Linked DNA regions of Homo sapiens: region 2 is linked to region 1. The links are chromatin contacts, found by Hi-C or POLR2A ChIA-PET in ENCODE. All regions are on one chromosome and are shown on one strand. Each heading gives the region's core, a stretch centred on a gene start or an enhancer-like site at or near the end of the contact. The rest is flanking DNA. Distances are from core to core; before and after follow the strand shown. Region 1 overlaps NPAS3 (neuronal PAS domain protein 3). Region 2 overlaps NPAS3 (neuronal PAS domain protein 3).

The links. Hi-C counts contacts between places; a loop is a spot of excess contacts on that map. ChIA-PET counts read pairs that join two places held with the same protein, here RNA polymerase II (POLR2A). Pooled maps may share reads with other maps.
Region 2: a loop to region 1 is called in a map of endothelial cell of umbilical vein, with 5 times the contacts of the local background. The contact joins two enhancer-like sites. A Hi-C loop is called at or near these places in 1 of 168 maps with a recorded cell type or tissue (endothelial cell of umbilical vein) and 4 of 50 pooled maps. POLR2A ChIA-PET finds 5 or more read pairs at or near these places in 1 of 52 experiments (GM12878).

Annotation. Positions count from the first base shown.
Region 1 is chr14:33,562,721-33,566,951 of GRCh38, reverse strand. All of the region lies in intron 5 of NPAS3 (neuronal PAS domain protein 3), which reads right to left. Among named protein-coding and RNA genes, the nearest start is that of SNORA89, 140 kb to the left of the region's middle. RefSeq lists an enhancer at 1,887-2,416. Within about 2 kb of position 2,016, at least 2 of the 41 ENCODE cell types and tissues checked have a DNase peak (open chromatin) inside an H3K27ac peak, as active enhancers do.
Region 2 is chr14:33,790,964-33,795,194 of GRCh38, reverse strand. NPAS3 (neuronal PAS domain protein 3) reads right to left here. Exons shown (of 12, transcript NM_001164749.2): 10 at 1,151-1,298. Among named protein-coding and RNA genes, the nearest start is that of SNORA89, 84 kb to the right of the region's middle. Within about 2 kb of position 2,319, at least 2 of the 41 ENCODE cell types and tissues checked have a DNase peak (open chromatin) inside an H3K27ac peak, as active enhancers do.

The DNA.
Region 1 (4,231 bases), core at 767-3,266:
TCAAATCTCTGCAAAGAGGCTGCCACTGGGATTCAAAGCCAAATAGCACAGGTGACATGTTTTCTGGGCCTTATGTCATTGTTACATAATTTTAAGGTTATAAGAGAAATACCTTAAATCACTGGATTGCAAGAGAATAATATTGTTAGATACTGACATGTATGACTTAAGACAGTTTCAGAAGGGTTCTATGTAAAGATGACAGGGGAGGGAGGAAAATAAAACACCCTGCAACTACAGAGAAGAAAGAAACTGGTAAGGTTTTTCCACTCTGCTCAAGGTGGCGATGCATTATAGGAGAACATTAGGGATTTTTTCTACTCTTTCTGATGAAAAGATCCCTGCCAATATAGATGATCACCTAAGAACTATGAACTAAAAGGCATTAGGAGCTTCAACAAAGATACAGAGCACAGAGCTGTATTCTTCTGCCTGGCTCGTTCATAATTATGGATGAAATAAAGAGGCGTGTTTGCCTATTTGGAAGGGTGGGGTGGAAGGAAAAGGGGGGAAGAACGAGCAGTTCAATATCTGGATCGAACAGAGGAACTTTTTCCCCCAAGGATCCTGCCGGGAGGAACCTTGACATGCACAAAGTCAGAACGTAGACAAAGTTGCCCTGGTGAGAACGATAAGGTCACCCGTGGGATTGCTGAGATTATCTCTGTCAAGCACTCGGACAGCATGCAGTCAAATGATGCATCATGCAGTCATTTTCGGGGGGGAAAAATCAATTTCTTCACCAGGTCGCTATTTGCTTTTCAAAGTGCCCTTGTAGGCCTTCACCACCAAGCATTTATCAATTTAAATGTTGTAAATTGATAATGTGCCACTGTGCCTTGTACTGTTTCTGAATTATTTTGATACTTATATTTTCTCAATAGTCTCCAAACCCTCAGAGCTTCCACATTCAAAAGGGCATTTTTCTTTGTTACACCCAGAAGTGATGAACTTTTCATGATTAGTGTACAGGAGACAAATGTAGACTTGCTGGTTGGGGTGGCAGGGGGGTGGTCACAAGCTGCAGAAAATTATATATTTTTCTGCTTTTTTTTAAAAAAATTAAGGTATGTCTACTTGAAACGTTTTGAAAAGGGGGGCCATAAAGCAGTATTTGCATTCATTTATTAAAAGAACTCCAGTTATCCTAGCATTGAATACATTTAGAACACCAACTGCAAAAATGCTAACACTTGGCTCCATCATTGTAATCCCTCTGCTGTGTTGAAATAATACCTTTTTTGTCTTTATATTCCAGCTCTTTAGGATGTCATGATGCCAAACAAGAATAATAACTTACAAGGAAAGCTAATGTCTTCTTTTTTTTTTCAACCCCACTAAAGAAATATATATATCTTCTACAAGCAGGGAAGTAAGAGTATTAGCCACATACTAACCTCAACTTGATTTGCATTGAAAAACACAGAATGGAAGAGTGAGCCTTGCACTTTGGAAAAGCAAAAGAAAGACATGGCGGTTGCAAAGCATCTTTAACCTCCAGTGATTTATTGGCCCTCGGCCAAGTTATCAGGGGAATCTAATTCTTCTTTATTATTCAAATAAACCACATTTGGCACCATGGTTCCCTTTCAGAATAGCTTCACAAATAGACTGAGCTCTGTCATTTATTTGACCTTGTACTTGTGTGCTGTAGCTGTAATTTTATTTGCCATTTTATATAACAAATGCAGAGAAATCTAAAATATGGAGATGAACAACAGGATAAGGAAAGGAGTTTATGGCAAATATATCTGCATGGCTTAAAAAAAATACCAAATTTAAAACAACCACTTACCCCCTTTCACCTTCACCTCTATTAACTCTTATTATAATCTGCAGCCACCCTGCCCTTTTCAGCAAGCTGCCTTGAATCAAGCCAATTTGTAACCTTGTCTGCAGCTACCTTCTGGCTGGCTTACAATAGTCAGGAAATACCTTATATAAGGGTGAGGACTTGGTGAGAAAAAGGGAAGTGACTCATTATGTGCAGGAGGGGACTGGAGGCAGTGGGGGGTGATTAGAACACATTTCAAGAGAGGTTTTAGCTGGCACGTAGGGTATTTTCTAATGGTATCACCCCATACAAATGTGTAAATTTCCTGGCTTGCTCTAGATCTCATTTTTGTTGTAAACAGGACCCTATATTAACTTGAATGCACTTTGCTGGGATAGGTGTGCATCAGAATTATCCTGTCTCACCTCACTTTCCAGAAAAAATGTTTTCAGAGGATGTGAGTCCAATTGTATTCTCTGGTTAACTGAGTCTCTCATGTCCTCTGCCTCTGGCAACGATAATGTGAATTTCTCATGAGGGCTTAGAAGAAAATGCAGGATGTGAGTATGGGTGAAGGAAAGCCAGTTTGAAACCCTGTAAACCACCAAACTAGCCAATGCTATTGTGAGGCCTGGATGCGGGAACAGAACATCGCTCTCCGATGGTCTTCCGCACAGCTATGGCTGGCGGGGAATGGGCTTCTGCCTGCTTATGAGATTTGTAATTTGGGTCTTTGTGTTTGCTGTGTAGATCACGACAGCCTTGCTGTGAATATGGACTCCAGTGGAAGCAAATCAATGTCATAATCTACAGGTTAGCTCTTCCAAAATCCTACGTGAGATTTTCAGATTTCAGTCCCAGAAAAACTTTGCCTTCCTTAAGAAACAATGGTTTTTCATTTTTGATGGTTTACTGGATTTCCCTTTTTGCTTTGGTTACCATGAAGCTCATGGTTACATCTGAAACTTTAATAAAGACCATTTATAATAAATGGTCTTTTTATGAGCCTCTTTGTTGTGTTTTCCTACTATGTGGTAACAGTTTACCTACTTTTGCTTATCTCCTTTTCCTTATTCCCTAGTTCTATTTTGACATTATTTTTATCATATGTGTTTATGTAAGCTATTTGAAATCCTTTGTGGAAAGAGGAGAGTATAAGCCAACAAATAAATATTTCTCTAAGCTTTAAATCCTGTATCAACTAGAAATACTTTTTATTTATCATGTAAAGTCTCTTTTGGATTCTTTGGCGATTAAGCCCCTTACATTTTGGAAGAGATTTCATAAACGCTGGCTATATATCATTGCTACATTTTCAGTGTTAGGGAACCCATTCTGTTTTCTTAATTCATTTTCACTTCTGCCTGTTCCATTATAGCTAGAAAGCAGAGCTGTCATGAACAGCTCTGAATGCCATCATCAGGTATAACAAGTTATTCAGTCTCTATGCAAGCCAAACTCAGCATCAGTATGTGGGAATCTTCCTTTAAGATAAGGCCTCTTGGTGAGTAACTGGGCATCATTTTTACACAGGAAAGCAAGTCAACAGTGCATACTTCTATAACCTGAAACCAGTTCTTGGATGTTGTTAGGTTAAATATATACATCTCTCCTCTCTCTCTCTCTCTCTCTCTCTCTCTGTGTGTGTGTGTGTGTGTGTATGTATGTGTATCTGGCAAAGTCAAGAGGACTGTTGAGGAGCTTCAGAAATCATCATCATTCACTCATTCCCATAATTACAACAAGATGAGAATACTTTAAAGAGAATACCTGGCATGCACATGCCCTGGACACCAGGAGCTGTCCCACCCAAGGGAGAGTCAAAGAGAAAATCCGCTCTGGCTGTCTCTATCCCCATGCTACACAACAGAGCTCAGTAGAAGTTTCCCTATCTTGTTTTCTTGTGAGCCAAAAAAGAATCCTAATTCTATCCTGAGCATAAGCTGTTTTAAAGCCACCACATTTATGTACACATTGAAAGAAAATAAAACTGAGGAAGGGATATCTTGAGAGTTAGCAATACAGACATAGCTATGCTCTGTAACAAACTGACATGCTCACAGTCCTCCTGAACAATTTCACTGGACAAGTCTTTGATGACAGAGTTACACATTGTCTTTATTTAACAAAACTATTTGGAAAGGAAAGGAGGGTCCATAACTTTACAGATTCCTTATCACTGTCTAGAATTTGATAGAATAACCACTTAGCCAAAGTTGTAGCATACAAGCAGAGCATTTGGTTTGCATTTGATTAAGGGTGTGTGTGTGTGTGTGTGCTCATAAAAGAACAAATGCTTAATTTACTTAGAGTATATTTACTTTGTATATCACCCCACAACCCCTAAAACTGAAAAAGGGCATTGATGAAACTTGGAAAGAGTTGTATCTTGGGGACCTCTATTTCTCTATTAGGACTCAAACTGGGTTGAAAACTCTTTTCCAGAGTTTTAGCATA
Region 2 (4,231 bases), core at 1,070-3,569, 230 kb before region 1:
TAATCATTAGTGTCTGATTGATATGCTGTTGGTAGCAAGCACATTCATGCCTTCAAGTCATCACCAAAGTATGTGAACACACTCTGAAGGGCCAGTGTGCTGATGAGCCATGGTTGTTAGCTTCCCAGCTCCACTTGGCTGTCTCAAAGAAAAATGGGATTCAGGTACTCCCTGTCTAAATTATCAGCCAAAGGGCACCAACTTCCATTCCCAAGACCTATTGGAAATTTTCCTACTCAGACCACGTGTGGGCTCTGCTTGGTGGCTTTAGGCCAGGAGAAGCCAAAGACCAGAATGATGGGGGTGGGAGGGAGCCAGGCCAAGTGCAGGATTGGTGGAGAACTTCCCAGAAAGCCTGCCCCCAAACTCAAGATGGCCCAATCTGTGGGTCTTGGTTACTTTTCTGCTAGTTTGAATCCAAAGGCAGAATGTAGACTGGGAAGGGGAGAGAAATGGTGTCTCACACCAGAATTTAGGAAGCAGTTGAGCTTGGGCTCACTTGCAGATAGACTGTTAAGGACACATTTTAAGAGCAGTAAAGCTTGCCAAAGATCACAAAGCAGTGGGCCAAAAAAAAAAAAAAATTGCCTTCATTTTTTACACCGCTATTGTTTGATTCCGGCAAAGCAACTCACTTTGTTTACCGAAACTTTAATGCCCAGGAAGTCAAACCCTATGTAATATGCTAAGGGCATCAAAGGGAAGAAATATAAGAGGAATATAATGTTCCCTGCCACTTTTCTCCCGCTCTGTTTTACTTCATTTCCACAAGAACTGGAGTGTGTGAGTGTGTGTGTGCTGGGGAAGAGGAGATGCTTTTTGAATGCTTCAGCTGTAGGCTGAAGTCTGTATTATTCTGGCCTAAGCATTTGTGGGAAAACCAAAGCAACTTCTGCAGAGATGCCCAAATGTTGACAGACCAAGAATGATTGAAAATCTTGAAATCTTTCCTGCAAGTCCCTTCCAACATAGTTTGATCTTCTCACATTTATTTGAATCTTGTGGAAAGAACAGCAGAATTGCCATGAAATTCCACACCAGGTACTGTCAAAAGATAATATTCACAACATGTCGGCTATTAACCATAGCCATATTTTATATGGCATATTTTATAACCAGGACAGAAATAGAAAAGAAGTAGAAAATATACCTAAGAAGGTAATTCACCCAGATGATATTCTTTTCATTTGCATTCTTGGCATTAATAGCTATGGTGGCACTGGACTGTATCCAAATATATCCTCCGTTCTTCTGCATCCAGCGATAGTACTTTGTCACACACTGACCCTTATTCAGCACTGGCGAAAAAAAACAAAACAGAGGCATTGTATTAAGACTGGGATCAAATAACTTTTTTTTTTTTTTTATCTCTGCAAAACCTTAAGCCTAAAAATGGGAGGACCTACACCAAGCCAGGGTGACCCTCTGTATGCTTAATATAGAATGCCATTAGTAGGACAAATGAAATCAATTCAGTGGAGCGGCAGCTCTGGAGCCAGGGTTACTGGCATTTGTAGCAAGACTTTATTCCGTTTTGGGCAGCCATGGTGTGAAAAGAATAAAAGGACTACAAATCTCTTTGGCTCACAGAACACCTAATGCGGTGTGGATATTGTCAATGGATTTGACATCAGATGGTAAGAAAGGCAAATTTGTATGTGATTTATTCATAGCTTGGAGGTAGACCTCTTTGAGATTCTGGATATTTGAATGGTTCCAAAGATGCTTTACCCCTCGTCTTTGATCGTTTCTCCTCCGTGTGAGCAATCTCAACCCGCGTCCTTATATGTCTGTTCCTTTTGATCTTGTCTAACAGAATTTATAGTCCTCCGATGAACTAAATTTACACTGGTCAGTCGGGGGAGATTCTGGTGAGACTTCGCTGAATGTTGGAACAAAATAAATTCCCCAGTGGAGTCAGAGAGAAACACTGGCCTAAGGGAGGCACAGAATTGACTTGGCTGGAGCCAAACAGAGTGACAGCTCCACACAGACTCTGAAATATGGCCCCAAATGAAGGAGCAAGTAAAAACAATCAGTAATGTGAAACGGTGCCATTAAATACCCACTGAAAGAGAGCTTTAAAATGCAGATGTTAAAAATGATACTTGAACCAAAATCTCGCCAAGTTGAAATTGATTTGATTTGTATCTGGGTACTCCTGAGCTAGTAAAAGGGGAAAGCACAGTAAATCATCCCCTGAAATAAAGTGCTGTGGATGGGAATGGTTTAAAAGGGTGCCGGAAATGTGGAAAACCTGCTGTTATTACTTGGCTGCGGATCGCAGCAACTCGGCGCCCCGCGAAAGCTCACCGGCTGGCTGGCCACTAGAGGGCAGTGTGCACTCATCTACGTCGCCCACTTTTGGCATGTCCTTGCCTCCGTCTGCTGAAATGAAAAACCTCTAACTGCTGTAATAAATTTGGCTAAATTAGCTGCTAAATGGTTATCTCAAGTAATATGTATTTGCATTAATCATCTTGCTCTAAACCAGAACAAGCCAGAGTCCTAAAGACGTAGTAAATTCATATTGTCCATTTAATTACGGCTAATAAGTGCTTCATATACAACAGTTTCATGAAGTACATTTAGATTTTTTTTTTTTTTTTTTTTGGAGGGGGGTGGATGGGTGTGAAGGGAAGTCACTTTGGAAAAGGGCTGTGTTTAAGGCTGTGGAAGCTCTTCTCATCTTGTCCTGAGCCACTCTTCCTGGCTCTGAAAGTGCCACATCCATCTATTACATCCATAAACATATAAACTTGGAAGGTTTTCTTCCATTCTCCTTTTTTTTCTCACAGCACACTAACGGGACCGTTGTAAAATTTGGTAATTATGTCTTAACTGTTACTTGAAAAAGCCTCACTTTGATGAGTGTTTCAAATCATAACAAGTTTCATTCTGAAACTCCTCACCAGTTTAGGGTGTTTTGAAGGCCCGGAACTGTCACCTTCTCTTGGTGGCGTGGCTCCACAGGTTGCATTGTACTCTCCTTTTGTAGGCAATTGTAAGTTCTGCCATTCTGCATGCATGGCTTCCCAGGCTACAAAACTGCGTGGTGAAGCTGAAAGCAGTAAAATACTAACTCTGCCATACAGCTCTTCTGTCAAACCATTGTTGCATGCAACAAGATGTGCTTTTATTCAAATCCTCTCAACCTGGTTAACTATTAACAGAGGAACGATGGGTTATATAATTCTGTCCACTATTTTCACAGAGAAAACTTACAGCACCCCAATCAGTGGTTGGGGGTATAATTCTGTCTGCTTTGTGTCTGGAATGAGGAATAATTCCAAATGGTTCTAGTATGTTTAACAAAGGCAAAGAGACTAAGAAGCCCCTTTTTAGAATCACATGAAGAATACATTGAGATGGCAGGCCAGATCAGCACAGCCTGCCTGGGAGTTCTAGACTAGAATTTGACCAAAAGCAGGCAAAATTTTAAAAAGAATTATCTCCACTTTACAAAGTATACAAAAGGGGCAAAGGGATAAAGGAGTTATAATATCAAATTAGAATCTGCAGAATCAATGTAAAGATCACCCCCTCCTTCCTGATAATACTTTCTCTTAATAAAATCCCAATTTGGAAATAGACATCCAGCCAAACGTTTGGCCTCCCCAGTGGTCTGCACGTATGTGTAGCGAAGGGGGCTGAAAGGCTTCTTTGCTAAGGGACCGTATGGTGTCATCTTTTTGAATTACAGTAGGATGACTCTGGGTCTACCTAAATGGATCTGTGTTTCCTGAGAAGATAAATCCAGCACTCGTTTGTTAGGGCCCATGAATATAATAATACAGCTTTCTTTATCACCCAGGCCAAGGGTCAGCTAGCAAGAGAGGAGAGCTAAATATGAGAGGGGCAGGACAGGTGACTTCTGATGTGAGGAGGTATCTGTAAAAAGACTGAAGGGGAAGGGAATGGCTCACGGCTTCCTTGGGGAGTCGGGGAGCCACGTGATAGCCCTTGACTTCCTGTGGTGAATACCACAAAGCAGGTTCGGGAGCCCACCGTGGGCGGCTGAAGAGGACGAGTTTGACTGACCTGTGGTTTTACCCTGGGCCAGTCTGACAGGCAGAATTCCTAAAGGGTAGGCAATCTCACTTGGTCTCTCCTAGGGATTGGTGTTTTCTGAATGAGACCCCCAAGCGCCAGTGGGAATCTAGATAACTACAGATACGGTGCAGAGTTGGGACAACATGTTTACCAAAAAATCACCCAAGTTGCTTTTGGT